Linked DNA regions of Homo sapiens: region 2 is linked to region 1. A link is a contact called in ENCODE POLR2A ChIA-PET data. All regions are on one chromosome and are shown on one strand. Each heading gives the region's core, a stretch centred on a gene start or an enhancer-like site at or near the end of the contact. The rest is flanking DNA. Distances are from core to core; before and after follow the strand shown.

Evidence for each region. ChIA-PET counts read pairs that join two places held with the same protein, here RNA polymerase II (POLR2A).
Region 2: POLR2A ChIA-PET joins it to region 1 with 12 read pairs in Panc1. The contact joins the enhancer-like site here to the promoter of EVA1B in region 1. POLR2A ChIA-PET finds 5 or more read pairs at or near these places in 7 of 52 experiments (Caco-2, GM12878, HepG2 and 4 more).

The regions. Positions count from the first base shown.
Region 1 is chr1:36,322,184-36,325,216 of GRCh38, reverse strand. It overlaps EVA1B (eva-1 homolog B), which reads left to right and starts at 1,572. Exons shown (of 3, transcript NM_001304762.2): 1 at 1,572-1,758; 2 at 2,150-2,246; 3 at 2,492-3,033. The coding sequence starts at 2,180. The coding sequence ends at 2,922. It also overlaps a transcript of SH3D21 not described here. RefSeq lists silencers at 1,305-1,534, 1,625-1,984, 2,045-2,094, 2,185-2,374 and an enhancer at 1,419-2,303.
Region 2 is chr1:36,202,142-36,205,174 of GRCh38, reverse strand. No RefSeq gene overlaps it. Among named protein-coding and RNA genes, the nearest start is that of THRAP3, 21 kb to the left of the region's middle. Within about 2 kb of position 1,459, at least 25 of the 41 ENCODE cell types and tissues checked have a DNase peak (open chromatin) inside an H3K27ac peak, as active enhancers do.

The sequences.
Region 1 (3,033 bases), core at 323-2,822:
CTACAAAAATTAGCCAGGCATGGTGGTGCACGCCTGTGGTCCCTCCCAGCTACTTGGGAGAATGAGATGGGAGGCTCACTTGAGCCCAGGAGGTAAAGGTTGTGAATGAGCTGAGATAGCACCTCTGTACTCCAGCCTGGGTGACAGAGTGAGACCCTGTCTCAAAGAAAAAAAATTAAATATATCTATTGTTTAGGAAATAATGATAAGAAAAAAAGTCTGTACATGTTCAGCACAGATGCAATTTTGGTTTTGAATATTTTTGATGCAAAGTTGGTTAAACCCACAGATGCTGTGGACTAGACTAGGAAGTGCTAGGCATACACAGTATTTGTTGACTAGTGGCTGCACAGATTTATATACAGACATACCCGCCCCCACAACAATACTCAAATACATCACATTAATAGACAAATATACAGATGTGGGCAAAAATACCTGCCCGCACATTCACAGAACACACTAAACAGTCACAAAGACACCCAGGAGTCCCTTTTCCATCCCCATAGGAGTCAGTCCTAGTCCTCCCCCATCTAGATCTGCCCTCTACTTGAACCCAGTCTCGGGACTGGGGGAGTAGGGGTCTGCAGCCCGGACAGGGAGAGGGTCGCTGGCCCACAGGCCTCAGGCAGCGCCTTCAGCTATGTCTGCAATTTCCTCTCCCCCTTTCCTCCTCCTCTCTAAGGCTCCCGCCAAGGCGGCCTCCCCCTCATTCTAGCTCCAGCAAGGGAGGGGAGGTCCATGATGGGGGGGCCCCGTGGAGACAGGGCAGAAGGAAGCCCCCCGCCACACACACTGATCACACACCACATTGCATGCACAAGCCCAGGTGGGAAATGCGTGTGTGAGCACAGGCAGGTTTAGCCTTGGGGTGGGGGACGGGATGGGGTGGGATCTGCCACAAGCCGCCACAAGCTGCTTGGTGCACAAGAGCGCAGGAGCTCGCAGGCACAGAGGCCCCACGCTGGGGTCTGCGAGACTGCTGGCCGGGCCCTGGCTCAAAGCTGGAGTCCAACAATCATTAACCCTGCGTGACTAGACCAGAGCTCGGCCAGGGGACACATTCAAGCCTGGGCCCTGGAAGGAGGGGTGGACAGTCCCCTCCCTTCCAGTCCAGCATGGGTCTGGGGAAGAGAAGCAGCTTTGCCTGGAAGGGGCCTCCTAGGAGGGGGAGCGGTGGTTTCTAGCTCAGGCTTTAGGATCAGAGAGCAGCAGATTCAAATCCTGACGGTTTTGGTAAAGTCAATTCAATCTCTCCAAGACTCCGTTTATTTGATCTGCGAAGTGGGGATAATGGTATCACGTCGCAGGGTTGTCAGGCGGAGTAAGTGAAAGAACCTGTCCAAGGTTTAGCCCTTGGCCCGCACGCAGGCAGAGCTCCAGCCTCTCTGTTGTTGCTGTTAGTGGCCTGGGGGCGGGTCCCTGCCGCGGCCTCCCCGGCGGTTTCCTGTGGGGGACGGACGGCCCGCGGGCCGGGCTCTCCCTCCTCCCGGCTGCCCGCTCCTCTCCCCTTCCTCTCCCAGCCCTTTTCCTCCCCGCCTCCCCGCCCGCCCCGCCCCGCCCCGTCCCTCCTCTTTCCTCGGAGGAAACTTTCCGCCGGCTGGTCCCTCGGTCCGTGTCCCGCCCGTGCTGCCGCGGCCTGGGAGCCCAGCGGGGCCGGAGGGGCGGCGGGACCCGAGCGGGCGGGGGCGGCCGGACCCAGTGTATGCGGCCGCGGGACGCGCTGGGGCCGGGCAGCCGGGAAGCGGGGCGCTGACGGTGAGTGGGCCTGGCCCCGGGCCGGTGGGTCCCCGCGGGGCGGCCGGGCGAGGAGAGAGGCAGCTTCCCTTCCCGGAGCCCGCCTGGGGCGTGGAGGCTCAGCGTCCCTATCCTCCATCCCGCCCCGGGACGGCGGAACCGGGCCTCAGCTGGGGACCTCACCAGGGGGCGGGGCCTCCCGCGGTCCCCGGCGCTGCTCCCAGGACTGGAGGGGCGTCCGCGCCCGGGAGAGGGGTTCCCCCCGACAGGGCCCCGGGCCGCCACGAAGTTAGGGAAGCGCTCTCTCCAGGGTGGAACCTGGGCCCGCGGCTCCCGGGAGAGGAGCTGCCCGCGGAAGGGGTCGGGGTGGGCTCCAGGCTGGGAGAAGGATCTGACTTTGCTGACCTCGCAGGCTGGTAGGGGAGCTGCCCCCCAGAGCAGCATGGATGCCCCGCGAAGGGACATGGAGTTGCTCAGCAACAGCCTGGCTGCCTACGCGCACATCCGCGGTGAGGGCGGGCGCCGGAAGACTGGGGGCCTGAACCCTTCCCTGACCACCATCCCCTTCCCTCCCCAGCGCCTTGTCCGTCCCCTCCGCCCCGCTCCCCGCCCTCTTGCCCGCTGGCGGTTCCCTAATGCCCTTCGAGTAGGGGTTACAGGCCTCGCCCCCACACCTAGAACCTGGGGTCTTTCGGAAGTGGGACAACCCCCACCCGTCCGGGCCTCTCCGTGACCCCCGCCCTGTGCCCCGCAGCCAACCCCGAGAGCTTCGGCCTCTACTTCGTGCTGGGCGTCTGCTTCGGCCTGCTGCTCACCCTCTGCCTGCTCGTCATCAGCATCTCGTGGGCGCCCCGCCCGCGGCCCCGGGGCCCGGCTCAGCGCCGGGACCCCCGCAGCAGCACCCTGGAGCCCGAGGACGACGACGAGGACGAGGAGGACACGGTGACTCGGCTGGGCCCCGACGACACGCTGCCGGGCCCCGAGCTGTCCGCAGAGCCGGACGGGCCCCTCAACGTCAACGTCTTCACGTCGGCGGAGGAGCTGGAGCGGGCGCAGCGGCTGGAGGAGCGCGAACGGATCCTGCGGGAGATCTGGCGCACCGGGCAGCCGGACCTGCTGGGCACAGGCACGCTGGGGCCCAGCCCCACGGCCACGGGCACCCTGGGCCGCATGCACTATTACTGATGGGCCCCGGCTCCCGCTGCAAGGCGCTCGGGGTACCGGACCTGCACATGAGCTCAGAGCTACCCCACACCTTCGGACTGCCTCGGCCCCCACAGCTCCCAGGTGCTACTG
Region 2 (3,033 bases), core at 210-2,709, 120 kb after region 1:
TGGCGCGATCTCGGCTCACTGCAAGCACCGCCTCCCGGGTTCATGCCATTCTCCTGCCTCAGCCTCCCGAGTAGCTGGGACTACAGGTGCCCGCCACCACGCCTGGCTAATTTCTTGGTATTTTTAGTAGAGACGGAGTTTCACCATGTTGGCCAGGATGGTCTCAATCTCCTGACCTCGTGATCCGCCCGCTTCAGCCTCCCAAAGTGCTGGGATTACAGGTGTGAGCCACCATGCCTGGATAAATGGGACATTTCTTACATCTAAGCATCATGGAATAAAATGCATATTTGTTACCTGTATCTTGTCCAGACATACTTGGGGGCCCATCTCTTCTTCCTCCCTTAGAGACGAGAGTGCACACCCACTCATGAAACACCCCTAGCACATCCCAAAACACACCTGGGATGCCTTTTGGGTGGAATAAGAACAGAAGCTCCATGAGGGCAGGGACTTCGTTACTGCTGTACCTAGACTGCTCTTCAGTCTCAGTGGCTCTCCTAGTTTCCCCGGCTTCTGACTTAGGGCAACTTAAGCCATGCTAGAGCCAGGGGGCCCTGTGCACACGGGCCGAAGGGAGAACCAGCCAGACACCCTGGGGTAGCCTCTTCTCAAGAACATGAACCTACCTGGGGACAGTTCTCAGTCAGGAGCAATCCCTTCCCAGGAAACATCCGGCAATATCTGGAGGCAGTTTGGATTGTCACAAGAGCAGAGGAGTTGGGGGAGTGCCAATGGCATGTGGTGGATAAGGGCCAAGGAGGCTGCTAAACATCCTACAGGGCACAGAACACCCCCCACCCACCCACCCACCCCCACCATCCAAGATTATCCTGCCCCAAATGTCAACAGTGCTGAGGTTGAGAAAGCCTGGGATAGGGACACAGCGGAGGGGAACTCAGACAGGACGGGGTCAGAGAAGAGACAGGAAAAGGTCAGCCTGCCCTGTAGCTACTGAACCCTCCCTCCCCACAACCCCCTTGCTCTGTGTGGGCCTTTGGTCTCTTCTTTTGTCTCCCGCCCTGCTTCTCTCCTCTATCTCTTTGGTGTTGTCCCTGTTTATTTCTGTTTATCTCTCGGTCTCCATTTCTCACTCAGTTGTGCCATCCACTCTGGCTGGATCCCTGTGTTCTGAGACGTGAGACAAGCCTTTGGCATTTGTACTCCTTCACCCACACTAATCACTCCAGCTGCCTCGGCCTGGGAGCGGAGCCAGGAGGTTGACAAAGGGGGGAGGGTACAAAGAGGGGGGTTGGGGGTAGGGGGTAGCACACACTCCCTGCTATCCTCACCACTCTTCTTGCCCTAGTTCCTGGGGCCCCAGTGTCTGCCAATGAGAGCCCTAGAGATCCAGCCACTGTCTTTCTCTCGCCCTCCAGGGCCTGGGACCAATCCAGCATGCCCGAGTGGCCTTGCCCTGCCCACTGACCTCTTCCTCCTTACCTCACCCCCTGGTTCCTTAAATTTCCCCTCCAGCCCAGTCCAGCAGCTGTTACAAAACAACTGGGGGCTGGGCATCTCCTTACCCCTGGCCCTGCCTTGGGTGACTGCCACTTAGCCCAGCACCCTCCGCCCAGAGATAAGGGACCTATGGTCTCTGCTCTGGTCCTAGTTTTTAGGACCCAGAGATCACTGCCCTGAGCCAGGAAATGATTTCTTGTGTTAGGACCCAGTGCTCAGTGTCCAGATTCAATTGCCAGTGCCTGTCCCCAGGACCCAGGACTCAGCCCTTTGTGCCTGAGGCCAGAGCTGCCTGCCCTCTTCCTACCACACACCTCGCCTGGCAGAACGTGGTGGCCTAGGCTGCTGTGTTTTAGGGGTGGGCATTGTGTGAGACCAGGAACCCTTCAGGTGACATTGCAGAAAAGTCTGGTGGCAATTTTTAAAACAGAAAGTTGAGGGACTTTTGGCCAGGCATGGTGGCTCATACCTGTAATCCCAGCAGTTTGGGAGGTTCAGTCAGGAGGAGTTCAAGACCAGCCTGGGCAACATAGTGAGATCCTGTTCCCATCACTGTTTTTTTTTTTTTTAAGATTCCATTCCTTTTGGGAGGCTGAGGCGGGCAGACCACTTGAGGTCAGGAATTCAATATCAGCCTGACCAATCATGTTGGTTTTAGTCTCTACTAAAAATACAAAAATTAGCAGACATGGTGGCAGGCGCCTGTAATCCCAGCTACTTGGGAAGCGATTCAAGGAGAATCGCTTGAAGCCGGGAGGAGCAGGTTGCAGTGAGCCAAGATCGCGCGACTGCACTGTAGCCTAGGCGACAGAGTGAGACTCCGTCTCAAAAAAAAAAAAAAAAAAAAAAAAAAGTGTTGTAATCCCAGCACTTTGGGAGGCCGAGGCAGGCAGATCTCCTGGGGTCAGGAGTTCGAGACCAGCCTGGCCAGCATGGTGAAACCCCATCTCTACTAAAAAATACAAAAATTACCTGGGCATGCCCGGGCGCAGTGGCTTACACCTGTAATCCCAGCACTTTGGGAGGCCAGGGCTGGTGGATCACGAGGTCAGGAGATCAAGTCCCATCCTGGCCAACATGGTGAAACCCCTTCTCTACTAAAAATACAAAAATTAGCTGAGCGTGGTGGCATGTGCCTGTAATCCTAGTTACTCTGGAGGCTGAAGCAGAAGAATTGCTTGAACCAGGGAGCCAGAGGTTGCAGTGAGCCGAGATCGCGCCACTGCACTCCAGCCTGGCGACAGAGCAAGACTCTGTCTCAGAATAATAATAATAATAATAATAATAATAATAATAATAATAATTAAATTGAGGGACTTTTTTTTTTTGAGCCGGAGTCTTGCTCCTGTCCCCCAGGCTGGAGTGCAATGGCACGATCTCAGCTCACTGCAACCTCCACCTCCCACCTTCAAGCGATTTTCCTGCCTCAGCCTCCCCAGTAGCTGGGACTACAGGCGCCCACCACCAAACCTGGCTAATTTTTGCATTTTTAGTAGAGACAGGGTTTCACCATGTTGGCCAGGCTGGTCTCGAACTCCTGACCCCGGGTGATCTGCCTGCCTTGGCTTCCCA